Regions from separate parts of the Mus musculus genome. Here region 1 is linked to region 2. A link is a loop called in an ENCODE intact Hi-C map of the cell type or tissue named here. Cell type or tissue: heart. All regions are shown on one strand. Each heading gives the region's core, and the rest is flanking DNA. Links, peaks and the distances in the headings are about the cores only. Region 1 has its middle 21 kb from the start of Gm9112. Region 2 holds the start of 1700018G05Rik (RIKEN cDNA 1700018G05 gene).

Region 1 (7,670 bases), core at 1,822-6,821, 240 kb before region 2:
GGGATGGCTATGGGCTCCATCCCAGGAACCATAAAGTAAAACAGTTGAAAGGGGACTCGCCTTGAACTGTGTCAGAGCAGCATGGAAGTAAAGGCATCCTAAAATCCTTTCCCGATCCTTGCTTTTCTAAGGCATGTGATTAAGTAGGAGCATCTACTTCCACAGTTGGCTTGCAGCAGTGTTTCCTTGTTCCTTATTTAGGAGAGGTTTGTTCATTTACACAAAACGCTTGTGACACACTGCCATTTTAGATCTGAAATATACTACAGCAGAGTCAGTGGTTCTTTCTGAGATGTTGATGGAAATTTCCAGCACAGTGATTCCTTGCTGCAGATATTAAGAGGAAAAGCACAAATGTGGCCAAAATCTGACACACAGCAAAACCAGCTGACATTTATTTGTGTTAACCCAGAGCTCTGGAATGTAGGGAAAAATAAAATTGAATTAGACACCTTGCTCATGGACTCATTTATTTAACATGAATCTAGTGACTCGTTACCATATGCAAGGCACTCTACAGGGCACTGCCAGTCTGAAGATATACCAGACTTAGCCTCTGCCACACATCTGAGAGTCTAGTCGGGGCTCTCGGTGTGAATAACTTAGGTAGATGTGGCAGTCAGCTGTAACGGGGTGATCATGTGAACCAGGTGGTCAGGGAGCCCAGGGGAAAGGTATGGAAATGTGGGATGGGTGCATCTGGGGAGCAGCAGGCTTCATTGCAGTCAGGTAGCAGCACCCGGGACCTGCAGCACTAGAGATGGGTAAACTGCTGAACAATCCCTCTTGGATATTGGGGATACCTGGAGGTCTCCATGCTTCCACAGGATTGGAAGGATACTGGAGGGGTGATGTGAGGGACAGACAAACGATACAACTTTTAGTTGTGCCTGTAAGAGGAGAGAGAGGTTAGAATCAACAGGGATTGGGCACTCTTGGCTCTGAGTTGAGCCAGAGAGAAGGTCTACCTCTAGCGGCTATGGAAGCTGCTCTGGATTCTGGCACCTGTGCAGCTTGTACACCACACACTCTGGGTCCTTTCATCTGTCATTTCTAGGGAGTAACAGGAAGGGAGCAAGTGTCTATTCACTGGACAGAGATTGTCCCCTGAAGCAAAGGCACAAAGCAGAGGTTGTCTCTCAAGGCTTGGGAGAGCGAGAGCTCAGTGCTTTATGAGGGCATTGGTAGGATTCCAGTGAAGGTCCATGAATTAAAACAGAAAGACAACAGCCCATGTAAACAGCTGTAAAGGATTCTGTTGGTGTTGTGTGGTGTTGTCTCACTGTGGAGACAAGTGTGTCTTAGCCTGAGCAGAGCTAGTTTGTGCCTTGATCGCCAGACCAAGGCCCAGTCCCATGTAGATGAGCTACAGAAGTTCTTTGGGTAGAGAGGGACCTGACAAAAGTATAGCCCTGCTCAGTTATGAAGGCCTGCTTGGCATGGCATTTGAAGGAGCCACGTGTCCTATGCTAAGTTAGGCTAGCTTCCAGTGGATATCAGGAGCGTGATAGCTGGCCCTGGAGCTGACTTCGACCTTTACAGGCTGCTGGTCACTTTTCTCTTGAGTGCTGCTGTGCCTTGTAATCCTCCTGGTCTCTAGACAAAACAATCAGCAGATCTGGGACCTCCCCTGGGATATAAGGAGTCCAGAAAGCATTGCATCTAAAATTCCCCATTCTTTCACTTCTGTACAGACATAGAGGAGAAGTGTCTGCAGGTGGGGTCGAGGTGACCATAATACTAGAATCTGAGTATGAGTGTAGTGGGGAATGTGGGAATGTTCTCTGTTTTTCCCTGAAGTGGGGCTCTTGGGGGCGAATACGTGGAAGTCAGTCTAAGCCCTTTCTTTGGTGTGCCAGACGTCCCCATTCTCCTATCAGCACACAGCCCTTTGTCAGTGGTGAACACTGTGTAGTCGATACCATATATATTTATATTAGTTCTCCCCCCCCCACCAATAACCATGGAGATGCACTATCTATAGCCCACCATCCTAATAAGTACCTTAGCAAGCTATTCTGCCCTATGTGAAGCACTAAGGATGTCTTTCATCCACTTGCTACTTGCATATATCCTTGAGTGATCTCTGTCTCCAAATAGCAAGTCCATCTCACCTGGCTGGTTTTTTTTGTTTTTTTTTTTTTGTTTGTTTGTTTGTTTTTTTTTTTTGCGGTGTCGGTGGGAATGGTGCAGGAACACTACCGTTACAGAACCCACCAGATATAACAAGATATATTTCCACCAAATGGGAAAGAAGCAAGAGAAAGCCAGATGGATCAGAATGGAAAAGGTTGAGCCTATGTTAAAAGGGGTCCCTCAGAGTGCTGCTCTCGCCTGTGTAGATTCCCCCCCCCCAGCCTGAAGCAGGCTGATCCAGACCTTGACATTGCTGCCACTAAGGAGATTACCTAGGGTGGAGCCTTCCTGCTTAGGTGGCTCTATTGTTCAGCCACTGCTGCTGTTCTCCTTCAAGACACTGCTACCTGCTGAGAGGCCGCTGAGCTATTCAGGAGACTACACCCTATCCTGCACATCATCACCTGCAGCTGTTTCCAGGCTCCAAGAATGGATTATCCGGGGATGGGCCTCCCCACCTTTATAAGCACAGTTTTCTATTAAACATTTGAGCTTTGATCAGGAATCTTGACTTAGCTCCATTTTTCCCTTGACCACCTAGTTCCCCTTTCTTTTCAGCCCCAACTTGCCTCCCAGGTGAAACCCCGTCCATGTGATCCACGGACCAGCTCTCAACACCCCTGAACAAGTGGACACAATATTTCCCCCCATTTCTACAAGGCCAGACAGCACTCTGGGTGGCACTGTGTGATCTAGGCCCCCATTTATACAGAAAAGAAACCAAAGTATTTTGAGAGTCCCCCATGAATTCCAACTCCCCATAGTTCCTGAAGTCTAGGATGTTATTGCCCCATTCTCTTCTACCTGGTCTTGCAATTTATTTATCATTATTATTTTTATTTTCACTTTATGACTGTATTGCATACATCTATGCACCTGGTGTGTGCCTGGTGCCCACAGAGGTCAAAAGGGTGTTGACATCAGTCTCTTGGACTTGGAGTTATGCTCAGTTCTGAGCCATAGTCTACGTTGTGAGAATCATACCCAGGTCCTCTCAGCCATTGAGCCATCTGTCCAACTGAGGGGTTGAAATTTCTAACTTGGCCACCTCCATAGGAGATTAAGGATTCAGCTGTTCACTGTCTTCCCTTGGAGCCTTGTCCCTGGGAAACTATGTTTCATTACCATTCAAGGTCACCAAGGAAAGGCAAGAAATGCCCACACAGGAAGAAAAAACATGTGTAGTTGGCAAGAAGGTTTTCTCTTGCAGGCTGTCTCTAGATGAGCAGTGTGTTGACTGGGAAGTGTTTGCAAGCACAGAAGTCTAGAGCCCTGTTACAGGATCCAGAGAGTCTTCCTACAAGTGCCAACCCACACCCCCTGTTCATGCCCACTCCTCCCAGTAGTCCTCCCCCATATACCCCTCCATGAGCAATTCATAAAGAAGGCCCAGGATCTTCCCATATGAGGATATTTTTGCAATGCAAGGGGGCAGAGACACATGCTATTTCCTCCACAGGTTGCTGGAAACATGCGGGTGCCCCTTGGGTTCAGATCTGTGGGAAATTCCTTGTTGATTGGTCTCTGAATTGAACAAGGATGCCACCATTACCATGCAAGCACCCAAAAGAGTAGCATTCCTGAACAAAGAAAGACACTAGTTCCTGCCATTCACACCCACAATGCCCTAAGTGTCACCAAACCTCAAAGCCCAGTCATTCCTCTAAGGTGAGTATCACTGTGAAATGTGAAGGAAATTTCACACAGTCAAAGAAAATTTGAAAATCTGCCAGCATTTATTTCAACATCACTGGACAAGATTCCTTGAAAGCAGGGGCCTGCGCTGCCATAGATCTTGATCACTGCGCATGGCCCCCATGTCTAGGGTTCCAGTGGTCTCAGCCTCGGGCCGTTCGGCGTCCTCTCCTAAAGGAGAAACAGACAGACAGGTGGATCTTTAGAAGGCCTCATGGAACTGAGAAGAGGGTTCGTGTTCTGTGTGTGTGTGTGGGGGGCCCAAGGGGGACAGTCTGGCTTACTGTGAGTGGTGAGAGAGGCAGGGGCTGGCTTGGGGCCCTCACCTGAAGAACTTGGACACGCGTGCCAGAGCTCTCTGGAAGCGGCTCCTCCAGGACCTTGTGGGAGGAGCAGGCTCCCTGGTGTCTCTTGGGCCCCTGGATGTGAGCATGGTGTGAGCAGTGGCCACACCTTCCGTAGCCACACCTTCCGTTCCAGTCTGAAAAAGAGAGTTAAGGCCTCACTCAGTCCCAACATGGATGCTGCCCACAACCCCATTCGGCTACTGTGATGTGCATCTGCACAGCTGGTCAAGGTGCCAAGGAGGATCGACAAGAGGGGCTACCTGCCCTGTTCACACCCCAATCCCCCCTGGAAGGTCTTCCAGGTCACATAGTAAGAGACTTACCAGCTGAGGATGCCCAACCAAGTGCATGACGATCATGCTCCCCGGAGTGTCTCTTCCGGCTGGAGTGACTCCTAGGACTTCTTGCAGTGATCTGTGGAGCTGACCTCTCTGCTGAGTATAAATGCTAAGCACGCCCAGTCACAGTGCCTGCCTACTCTGACCTGGCCTGCGCCTGTCCACTCTGTCCCAGTTCAGGGCTCTCCACTCTGCCCCTCCCTGTGCCTGCCCATTCTGCCACTTCCCATGCCTGCCCACTCTGCCCCTGCCCATGGTTCCTGCCTACTTCAGTAGGGTACATTCAGCCCAACCAGGGGATACAGTTTTGATAAGTGACCTCTTTTCTTTTCCTGTGCTTCTCACTCCCACCTCTCCAAGGTTCCTTCCTCCCTTCCATTCCCATTGTATCTCAATCTCCTCTTTGTTCCTCCCAAAGTTCTCTTCCAACCTCACTTAGACTTTCCCACCCACCTCTGTCTCTCTGTCTCTCTCTTTCTCCCCCCCCTGCCACAGACCCTCTGGGTCCCTTTGTGTTCTTGGACGGGTCTCTGGGTGCAGATGGGCAAGGAGTTGGCAAATGACAGACAGATGCACACAGGAGATTGTGTAGAATCTGAATGTATTGTCACAAAGTGAACACCAGTCTTATATAGTACAGAAAATAAAAGGGGTATGAAGTCACAGCAGGCAAAGCACATTGAAGTTACCTGACACAAGGAATGACTACAAAGGGACTTAAGGAACAAGGTAAATGTTTACAGTAAAGATAAAGCAGTCCTGCCTAGGGTCAGCTTAGTGACAGGTAAGAATTTCACACCCTAGTGCTATTCCTTTGAGCCTTGTGAAGGTTAGCACTGGGGGTTCTGCTCATAGCTGACCTTCTCATGAATAATGCAATACCACAACCCTCCTATTTCCTAGGCCTTGCTAAATTCTTAAATGAGTGTAACTTTTAAGTATCTGTAGAATCTCCATTTGTCAGAAGAATTCACCAACTTGCTTCTAATATGCAATGTAGCCTGTACTGAAGATTTCTATCTTAGTGGGATTCCCTGGCTCTTTCATGGTATTTCCTTCTTTGGGTGAGATTGGCTACTATCTTTAGTCAACACTCTGCAGACCAGCCCTGAGCTGCTGGCTCTGTCTTTTTTAATGCTTAATTCAATTCACTGTCTTTACCAAGCTTCTCGACTTCAAGCATTTTCTAGGATATTTGAACACTGGCGAAGGCTCTGGCTATGTCAGAATTCAATCTTAAAGGGCACTTATAATAAGATAATACTAAAAGAGAGCACGTGGATCCATACACTAGACTAACACAGGGATAGGGTGTGGGTATATGGGTGTGAGAATGCCAAAGCTCCAGGAGGTGAGTTCTTTTTGAAACTATATGCCTTGTGAGTGCTCCCAGGAATCCCAGACTGTCAAGCAGACTTCACTGGAGTGTGCATGGCACACCCCCCACAACCCCCCCCCACCCCTGCTCTTCACCTCTTCTGTCCCACTAGCAGGCTCCAAGCATGCACTCTTCCTGAGCAGAGATGCACTGAGGCGTCCCACTGTGAGAAGAAAGCATGCCTATGTTTTAGCCATACCTCACTTGGGGTAACACTACTTGATCCTGTGACCTCAGTAGACTTCCCTTGTCCCAGTGTGCACCAGTCAGGTTTCCTAGATTCTTTCCTTTGTCCTAGAGAATGTTCTAGGGCCACTTAAACAATTTATGTTGTGCCTCAAGCAGATGCCACAACCATAGAACTCTCGCCATAGAGTCTGTGCTGGGTTTCACACACTGAGTTGTGAAATCTTGTAGGTGAAGTCATGAGGGATGCTTATGATGAAGCTGTGGCATTTTTGTGGCACGGAAGGCTACTCAATGCGTTTGTACCTTCACAGTGTGGAGGAAACGGAGAACGGCGACTTTGGCCTTTGACTAAATTGCTGTGTAAAGGTATCTGAGGTCGTAGGCCATCACTTTTCTTCAATGGTCCCCAGGGGCATCACTACAGAGTTGAAGGTGGACCTGGAGTGGGAGAGACTTTGGGGGAAGATTTGGAGAGATGCTTGCCATGGAGCTGACTGGAGGTGAAATTTGCCAGAAAAGCCTTTCTCTCCAGATCGGCCATCTCTAGTCTCTGAGGTGCTGACCAGCAGTCCTGGGCGGTGTGCAAACAGGTGTGCCCACTGCCCTAGCGGGCAGGGTGTCAGCAGAGCCTATTCAAAGAGGCAGTGAGCCCAGAGTGTTCATATGTACTATCCGTTTTTTACCCAAGCACTGCAGTGGAGTTTAGAAATCACCATGTACATTTTAGCCCAAAGCTCACAACTGTCATGGTTCCCCCTCCGAAGTGAATGTGTTTCCTCGCCCTCCACGTGTCTGTCCCTTTCCTGTCCATGGATCCAACCTCCTGCAAAGACTCCTATGCTAATGAGGAGAAAGGCCCACCTTTTGGTCCTGCAACCAAAGGTTCCTTGGCCTGCACGTGCTGACATCCTGAGCTACCACTAGGGGGCAGAACAAGATGGGAGAACTGTCTCAGACAGAACCCCTGAGCTGTCTCTGATGCAGCATCTGGATGAGGTTTCCAGGAGCCAGGAATCAGTCCTAAGCTAAGGGCTCATGCCAAGATTTTTTCCTGTAAACTGCCTGAAGACAGGGCCAGGTTGGGAGGTGCTAATATCTGCAGTGATGCTTGAGGGACTGACTCCCATGGGGAGGCCTGCAGGTCCATTGCCTTACCAGCATGGCAATGTGGAATTTGGCTGCCTAAGCAGGATAAGTAGTATCTGTCACTGTCTCAAGGTAGTATACCCGTGTCAGTCACTTGACACCATGGATTCAGGAACAGCAGAAGGTCAGGTCATTTTCTGCCACAGGACACTTCTCTGTCTGCCTTAGACTGAATGATTTCTCCTCACATTTTTTGCTGTTGTTGTTTTGAAGCCTTGACCCAGAGCCTAATGGGTTTGGAACCTTTAGTGTGGAATTAAGATGGACCTTAGTCATAGGTAGGAAGCTAGCTGACTTAAAAGGATTAATGGTATCATGTGAGGAGACACCAGAGGACATGCTCTGCACATGCACGGATGCTTGAAGGAGATGCCGTGTGACGACTCGGTGAGAAGAAGACTAAGCTAGAATGTTCCACAGAAGCCAAGCTGAGAAACACTT
Region 2 (7,670 bases), core at 1,416-6,415:
ATGTGGCCGTATGTCAAGGAAAGGCAGAACCACGTGTCCCCGTGGGGCCACACCGAGGCTTTAAATGCATGTTTGCAGAAATCTCCAAGTCACACTGCAACCGAGTAACAGGACTGGTGATGGTGGAAGCCACGTGGAGGGACTATTCTTTCGTCTGTCAGCTCTCTGGTGTTCTTGGGTGAGAAGGTACAGAAGGACAATGTGTGAGCGAGACAAGATTTAAATCAGGACCATTGTCATGTGTCCTGTGGAAAGGACCAGTGAGCACTGTGATAAGCCAAGGGCCTCCCTCCTTCTAGGAGCTTCTGAGAAGCTGCTTGCCAGTCATGCAGCTTTACTGGGACCCTCCTGTGCACACAGTGCTTCCCACAAACAGTTACCTGTAATTCATCCGGTTCTTTCTCTGCGCTGACAGCATCCTGCTGACTTCTGCTCTCTGGAACAAACACTACAATGGAAAATTTGAACCCTCTCTTTCCTCCCTGTACCCTTTGCTATGGTGGCACATGATAAAGCCTAGGCTGCCCCCCCAACTGCTTTCTTCTTTTCACGTAGAATGTTTTAATAACTCAATGAAATTTCCAACATAGAGTAAACATTCCTACTCACAGTGGGAGAATCTCTTTAACATGACACAGCCTCTCCCACACCCCAGAGAACTCAGGGACCCTTCAAAGCAGCTGCGTGGAGATTGCTTTTGTTCTTCACGAGGCTCCTAAGGGGGAAAACACCCATGCTGCACACACAGCTTTGGTCTCCCGAAATGCAAGCTACCCGGTACTTATCCACGTGACCCCCAGGTTCATTCTTCAGAGAATCCCAACAATGGGAACATTGGTAAACTTTGTGGACTGACATGAAAATAGTGCCAAAGACAAGATGATTGGAACAACAGAGATTTATTTCCTGATGGTTCTGCAAGCTGGCAAGTCAAAGATCCAAGTGTTTCCCGGCTTGGCTTCTGTGGAACATTCTAGCTTAGTCTTCTTCTCACCGAGTCGTCACACGGCATCTCCTTCAAGCATCCGTGCATGTGCAGAGCATGTCCTCTGGTGTCTCCTCACATGATACCATTAATCCTTTTAAGTCAGCTAGCTTCCTACCTATGACTAAGGTCCATCTTAATTCCACACTAAAGGTTCCAAACCCATTAGGCTCTGGGTCAAGGCTTCAAAACAACAACAGCAAAAATTGTGAGGAGAAATCATTCAGTCTAAGGCAGACAGAGAAGTGTCCTGTGGCAGAAAATGACCTGACCTTCTGCTGTTCCTGAATCCATGGTGTCAAGTGACTGACACGGGTATACTACCTTGAGACAGTGACAGATACTACTTATCCTGCTTAGGCAGCCAAATTCCACATTGCCATGCTGGTAAGGCAATGGACCTGCAGGCCTCCCCATGGGAGTCAGTCCCTCAAGCATCACTGCAGATATTATCACCTCCCAACCTGGCCCTGTCTTCAGGCAGTTTACAGGAAAAAATCTTGGCATGAGCCCTTAGCTTAGGACTGATTCCTGGCTCCTGGAAACCTCATCCAGATGCTGCATCAGAGACAGCTCAGGGGTTCTGTCTGAGACAGTTCTCCCATCTTGTTCTGCCCCCTGGTGGTAGCTCAGGATGTCAGCACGTGCAGGCCAAGGAACCTTTGGTTGCAGGACCAAAAGGTGGGCCTTTCTCCTCATTAGCATAGGGGTCTTTGCAGGAGGTTGGATCCATGGACAGGAAAGGGACGGACACGTGGAGGGCAAGGAAACACATTCACTTCGGAGAGGGAACCATGACAGTTGTGAGCTTTGGGCTAAAATGTACATGGTGATTTCTAAACTCCACTGCAGTGCTTGGGTAAAAAACGGATAGTACATATGAACACTCTGGGCTCACTGCCTCTTTGAATAGGCTCTGCTGACACCCTGCCCGCTAGGGCAGTGGGCACACCTGTTTGCACACCGCCCAGGGCTGCTGGTCAGCACCTCAGAGACTAGAGATGGCCGATCTGGAGAGAAAGGTTTTTCTGGCAAATTTCACCTCCAGTCAGCTCCAAGGCAAGCATCTCTCCAAATCTTCCCCCAAAGTCTCTCCCACTCCAGGTCCACCTTCAACTCTGTAGTGATGCCCCTGGGGACCATTGAAGAAAAGTGATGGCCTATGACCTCAGATACCTTTACACAGCAATTTTGTCAAAGGCAAAAGACAGCATTCTCCGTTTTCCTCCACTCTGTGAAGCTACAAATGCATTGAGTAGCCTTCCATGCCACAAAAATGCCACAGTTTCATCATAAGCATCCCTCATGACTTCACCTACAAGATTTCACAACTCAGTGTGTGAAACCCAGCACAGACTCTATGGCGAGAGTTCTATGGTTGTGGCATCTGCTTGAGGCACAACATAAATTGTTTAAGTGGCCCTAGAACATTCTCTAGGACAAAGGAAAGAATCTAGGAAACCTGACTGGTGCACACTGGGACAAGGGAAGTCTACTGAGGTCACAGGATCAAGTAGTGTTACCCCAAGTGAGGTATGGCTAAAACATAGGCATGCTTTCTTCTCACAGTGGGACGCCTCAGTGCATCTCTGCTCAGGAAGAGAGCATGCTTGGAGCCTCCTAGTGGGACAGAAGAGGTGAAGAGCTGGGGGAATGGGGAGTGGAGAAAGAGAAAGACAGAGAGACAGAGGGGAGTGGGAAAGTCTAAGTGAGGTTGGAAGAGAACTTTGGGAGGAACAAAGAGGAGATTGAGATACAATGGGAATGGAAGGGAGGAATGAACCTTGGAGAGGTGGGAGTGAGAAACACAGGAAAAGAAAAGAGGTCACTTATCAAAACTGTATCCACTGGTTGGGCTGAATGTACCCTACTGAAGTAGGCAGGAACCATGGGCAGGGGCAGAGTGGGCAGGCATGGGAAGCGGCAGAATGGGCAGGCACAGGGAGGGGCAGAGTGGAGAGCCCTGAACTGGGACAGAGTGGGCAGGCGCAGGCCAGGTCAGAGTAGGCAGGCACTGTGACTGGGCGTGCTTAGCATTTATACTCAGCAGAGAGGTCAGCTCCACAGATCACTGCAAGAAGTCCTAGGAGTCACTCCAGCGGAAGAGACACTCCGGGGAGCATGATCGTCATGCACTTGGTTGGGCATCCTCAGCTGGTAAGTCTCTTACTATGTGACCTGGAAGACCTTCCAGGGGGGACTGGGGTGTGAACAGGACAGGTAGCCCCTCTTGTCGATCCTCCTTGGCACCTCGACTAGCTGTGCACATACACATCACAGTAGCCGAATGTGGTTGTGGGCAGCAGCCATGTTGGGACTGAGTGCGACCTTAACTCTCTTTTTCAGACAGGGACGGAAGGTGTGGCCACTGCTCACACCAAGGAGAACTCATCCAGGGGCCCAAGAGAGACCAGGGAGCCTGCTCCTTGCACAAGGTCCTGGAGGAGCCGCTTCCAGAGAGCTGTGGCACGAGTGTCCAAGTTCTTCAGGTGAGGGCCCCAAGCCAGCCCCTGCCTCTCTCTCCACTCACAGCAAGCCAGGCTGTCTCCCTTGCTCTCCCCCACACAGAACCTGAACCCTCTTCTCAGTTCCAGCAGGCCTTCCAAGGGTCCACCTCTCTGTCTGTTTCCCACTTAGGAGAAGACGCCGATCAACCTGAAGCTGAGACCAGTGGAATCCTAGATACTGGGCCGGGCCAAGGACTGTGATCAAGATCATTGGCTGCGCAGCTCCTTGCTGTCCCAAGAATCTTGTCCAGTGATGTTGAAATAAATGCTGGCAGACTTTCAAATTTTCTTTGACTGTGTGAAATTTCCTTCACTTTCCACAGTGATACTCACCTTAGAGGAATGACTGGGCTTTGAGGTTTGGTGACACTTAGGGCATTGTGGGTGTGAATGGCAGGAACTAGTGCCTTTCTTTGTTCAGGAATGCTACTCCTTTGGGTGCTTGCATGGTAATGGTGGCATCCTTGTTCAATGCAGAGACCAATCAACAGGGAATTTCCCACAGATCTGAACCCAAGGGGCACCCGCATGTTTCCAGCAACCTGTGGAGGAAATAGCATGTGTCTCTGCCCCCTTGCATTGCAAAAATATCCTCACATGGGAAGATCCTGGGCCTTCTTTATGAATTGCTCATGGAGGGGTATATGGGGGAGGACTACTGGGAGGAGTGGGCATGAACAGGGGGTGCGGGTTGGCACTTGTAGGAAGACTCTGGATCCTGCAACAGGGCTCTAGACTTCTGTGCTTGCAAACACTTCCCAGTCAACACACTGCTCATCTAGAGACAGCCTGCAAGAGAAAACCTTCTTGCCAACTACACATGTTTTTTCTGCCTGTGTGGGCATTTCTTGCCTTTCCTTGGTGACCTTGAATGGTAATGAAACATAGTTTCCTAGGGACAAGGCTCCAAGGGAAGACAGCGAACAGCTGAATCCTTAATCTCCTATGGAGGTGGCCATGTTAGAAATTTCAACCCCTCAGTTGGACAGATGGCTCAGTGGCTGAGAGGACCTGAGTATGATTCTCACAACGTACACTATGGCTCAGAACTGAGCATAACTCCAGGTCCACAGAGGTCAACACCCTTTTGACCTCTGTGGGCACCAGGCACACATCAGCTGCATAGATGTGTGCAATACAGCCAAAAAGCAAAAATAAAAATAATAATGATAAATAAATTGCAAGACCAGGTAGAAGAGAATGGGGTAATAACACCCTAAACTTCAGGAACTATGGGGAGTTGGAATTCATGGGGGACTCTAAAAATACTTTAGTTTCTTTTCTGTATAAATGGGGGCCTAGATCACACAGTGCCACCCAGAGTGCTGTCGCAGCCTTGTAGAAATGGGGGCAAATATTGTGTCCACTTTTTCAGGGGAGAGCAGCATTCTGAGGGAGGCCTTTTAACATAGTCAACCTTTCCCATTCTGACCCATCTGGCTTTCTCTTGCTTCTTTCCCATTTGGTGGAAATATATCTTGTTATATCTGGTGGGTTCTGTAACAGTAGTGTTCCTGCACCATTCCCACCGACCCCGAAAAAAAAAAAAAAACCAGCCAGGTGGGATGGACTTGCCATTTGGAGACAGAGATCACTCAAGGATATATGCAAGTAGCAAGTGGATGAAAGACATCCTTAGTGCTTCACATAGGGCAGAATAGCTTGCTAAGGTACTTATTAGGATGGTGGGCTATAGATAGTGCATCTCCATGGTTATTGGTGGGGGGGGGAGAATTAATATAAATATATATGGTATCCACTACACAGTGTTCACCACTGACAAAGGGCTGTGTGCTGATAGGAGAATGGGGACGTCTGGCACACCAAAGAAAGGGCTTAGACTGACTTCCACGTATTCGCCCCCAAGAGCCCCACTTCAGGGAAAAACAGAGAACATTCCCACATTCCCCACTACACTCATACTCAGATTCTAGTATTATGGTCACCTCGACCCCACCTGCAGACACTTCTCCTCTATGTCTGTACAGAAGTGAAAGAATGGGGAATTTTATATGCAATGCTTTCTGGACTCCATATATCCCAGGGGAGGTCCCAGATCTGCTGATTGTTTTGTCTAGAGACCAGGAGGATTACAAGGCACAGCAGCACTCAAGTGAAAAGTGACCAGCAGCCTGTAAAGGTCGAAGTCAGCTCCAGGGCCAGCTATCACGCTCCTGATATCCACTGGAAGCTAGCCTAACTTAGCATAGGACACGTGGCTCCTTCAAATGCCATGCCAAGCAGGCCTTCATAACTGAGCAGGGCTATACTTTTGTCAGGTCCCTCTCTACCCAAAGAACTTCTGTAGCTCATCTACATGGGACTGGGCCTTGGTCTGGCGATCAAGGCACAAACTAGCTCTGCTCAGGCTAAGACACACTTGTCTCCACAGTGAGACAACACCCCACAACACCAACAGAATCCTTTACAGCTGTTTACATGGGCTGTTGTCTTTCTGTTTTAATTCATGGACCTTCACTGGAATCCTACCAATGCCCTCATAAAGCACTGAGCTCTCGCTCTCCCAAGCCTTGAGAGACAACCCCTGCTTTGTGCCTTTGCTTCAGGGGACAATCTCTGTCCAGTGAATAGACACTTGCTCCCTTCCTGTTACTCCCTAGAAATGACAGATGAAAGGACCCAGAGTGTGTGGTGTACAAGCTGCACAGGTGCCAGAATCCAGAGCAGCTTCCATAGCCGCTAGAGGTAGACCTTCCCTCTGGCTCAACTCAGAGCCAAGAGTGCCCAATCCCTGTTGATTCTAACCTCTCTCTCCTCTTACAGGCACAACTAAAAGTTGTATCGTCTGTCTGCACAGGAGTTCTTGCCCTCACACCACCCCTCCAGTATCCTTCCAATCCTGTGGAAGCATGGAGACCTCCAGGTATCCCCAATATCCAAGAGGGATTGTTCAGCAGTTTACCCATCTCTAGTGCTGCAGGTCCCGGGTGCTGCTACCTGACTGCAATGAAGCCTGCTGCTCCCCAGATGCACCCATCCCACATTTCCATACCTTTCCCCTGGGCTCCCTGACCACCTGGTTCACATGATCACCCCGTTACAGCTGACTGCCACATCTACCTAAGTTATTCACACCGAGAGCCCCGACTAGACTCTCAAATGTGTGGCAGAGGCTAAGTCTGGTATATCTTCAGACTGGCAGTGCCATGTAGAGTGCCTTGCATATGGTAACGAGTCACTAGATTCATGTTAAATAAATGAGTCCATGAGCAAGGTGTCTAATTCAATTTTATTTTTCCCTACATTCCAGAGCTCTGGGTTAACACAAATAAATGTCAGCTGGTTTTGCTGTGTGTCAGATTTTGGCCACGTTTGTGCTTTTCCTCTTAATATCTGCAGCAAGGAATCACTGTGCTGGAAATTTCCGTCAACATCTCAGAAAGAACCACTGACTCTGCTGTAGTATATTTCAGATCTAAAATGGCAGTGTGTCACAAGTGTTTTGTGTAAATGAACAAACCTCTCCTAAATAAGGAACAAGGAAACACTGCTGCAAGCCAACTGTGGAAGTAGATGCTCCTACTTAATCACATGCCTTAGAAAAGCAAGGATCGGGAAAGGATTTTAGGATGCCTTTACTTCCATGCTGCTCTGACACAGTTCAAGGCGAGTCCCCTTTCAACTGTTTTACTTTATGGTTCCTGGGATGGAGCCCATAGCCATCCCCAATCGAGAAAAGTCTTCCACCACTCAACCACATCCTCAGCCTTCATCACTCGATCCCTCCTAACTGTTTATCAACTGGAAAGGAGGTAGCCACAAAGCAAGCAGGACTTTGCAGTGTGCCGATTGAGCCCCAAGTCACCACCAAGCTCAGAACAGAAGTGCAATGCTATCCCTGCCCCTGCTCTGCCACTGCACTCTTCATACAGCAGGGCCTCAGGGCCCACTGCTCCTGCATCCCTTGGACTACCACAACCAAAGCAAGGAAGCCTTAGCAGCAGCTATCTCTGGTGTCAGCAGAAGCCCTGACTCTGGCCTGAGATTGTGACTGGCACCAATACTGTCCCCAGTACTGACCATCATCATTCCTGCATGGCTCTAGCCCCTGGCCCTGGCATTTGCATTGACACTGGCGCTGACGCTTGCTTCAGCCATGGCACAGGCCCTGGAAGTGGAACTTGCACTAACACTCGCACTGGTCACATCATCACCAG

What was found. Hi-C counts contacts between places; a loop is a spot of excess contacts. Peaks named below come from ENCODE experiments on the same cell type or tissue, not always from the same donor. Only the 100,000 strongest peaks of a DNase experiment are listed, where the experiment ranks them.
Region 1: a loop joins it to region 2, with 18 times the contacts of the local background. A loop is called at or near these places in 21 of 42 quality-filtered maps.

What each region holds. Positions count from the first base shown.
Region 1 is chrX:102,682,436-102,690,105 of GRCm38, forward strand. No RefSeq gene overlaps it. Among named protein-coding and RNA genes, the nearest start is that of Gm9112, 21 kb to the right of the region's middle. In heart, for the core only: no CTCF peak of the experiment used is centred there; no DNase peak of the experiment used is centred there.
Region 2 is chrX:102,925,322-102,932,991 of GRCm38, forward strand. It overlaps 1700018G05Rik (RIKEN cDNA 1700018G05 gene), which reads left to right and starts at 3,051. Exons shown (of 3, transcript NR_045422.1): 1 at 3,051-3,142; 2 at 3,332-3,474; 3 at 3,623-3,786. It overlaps Gm5126 (predicted pseudogene 5126), which reads right to left. Exons shown (of 1, transcript NR_026596.1): 1 at 6,726-7,670. In heart, for the core only: a CTCF peak has its summit at 1,607 (motif pointing left); no DNase peak of the experiment used is centred there; H3K27me3 peaks cover 470 bases.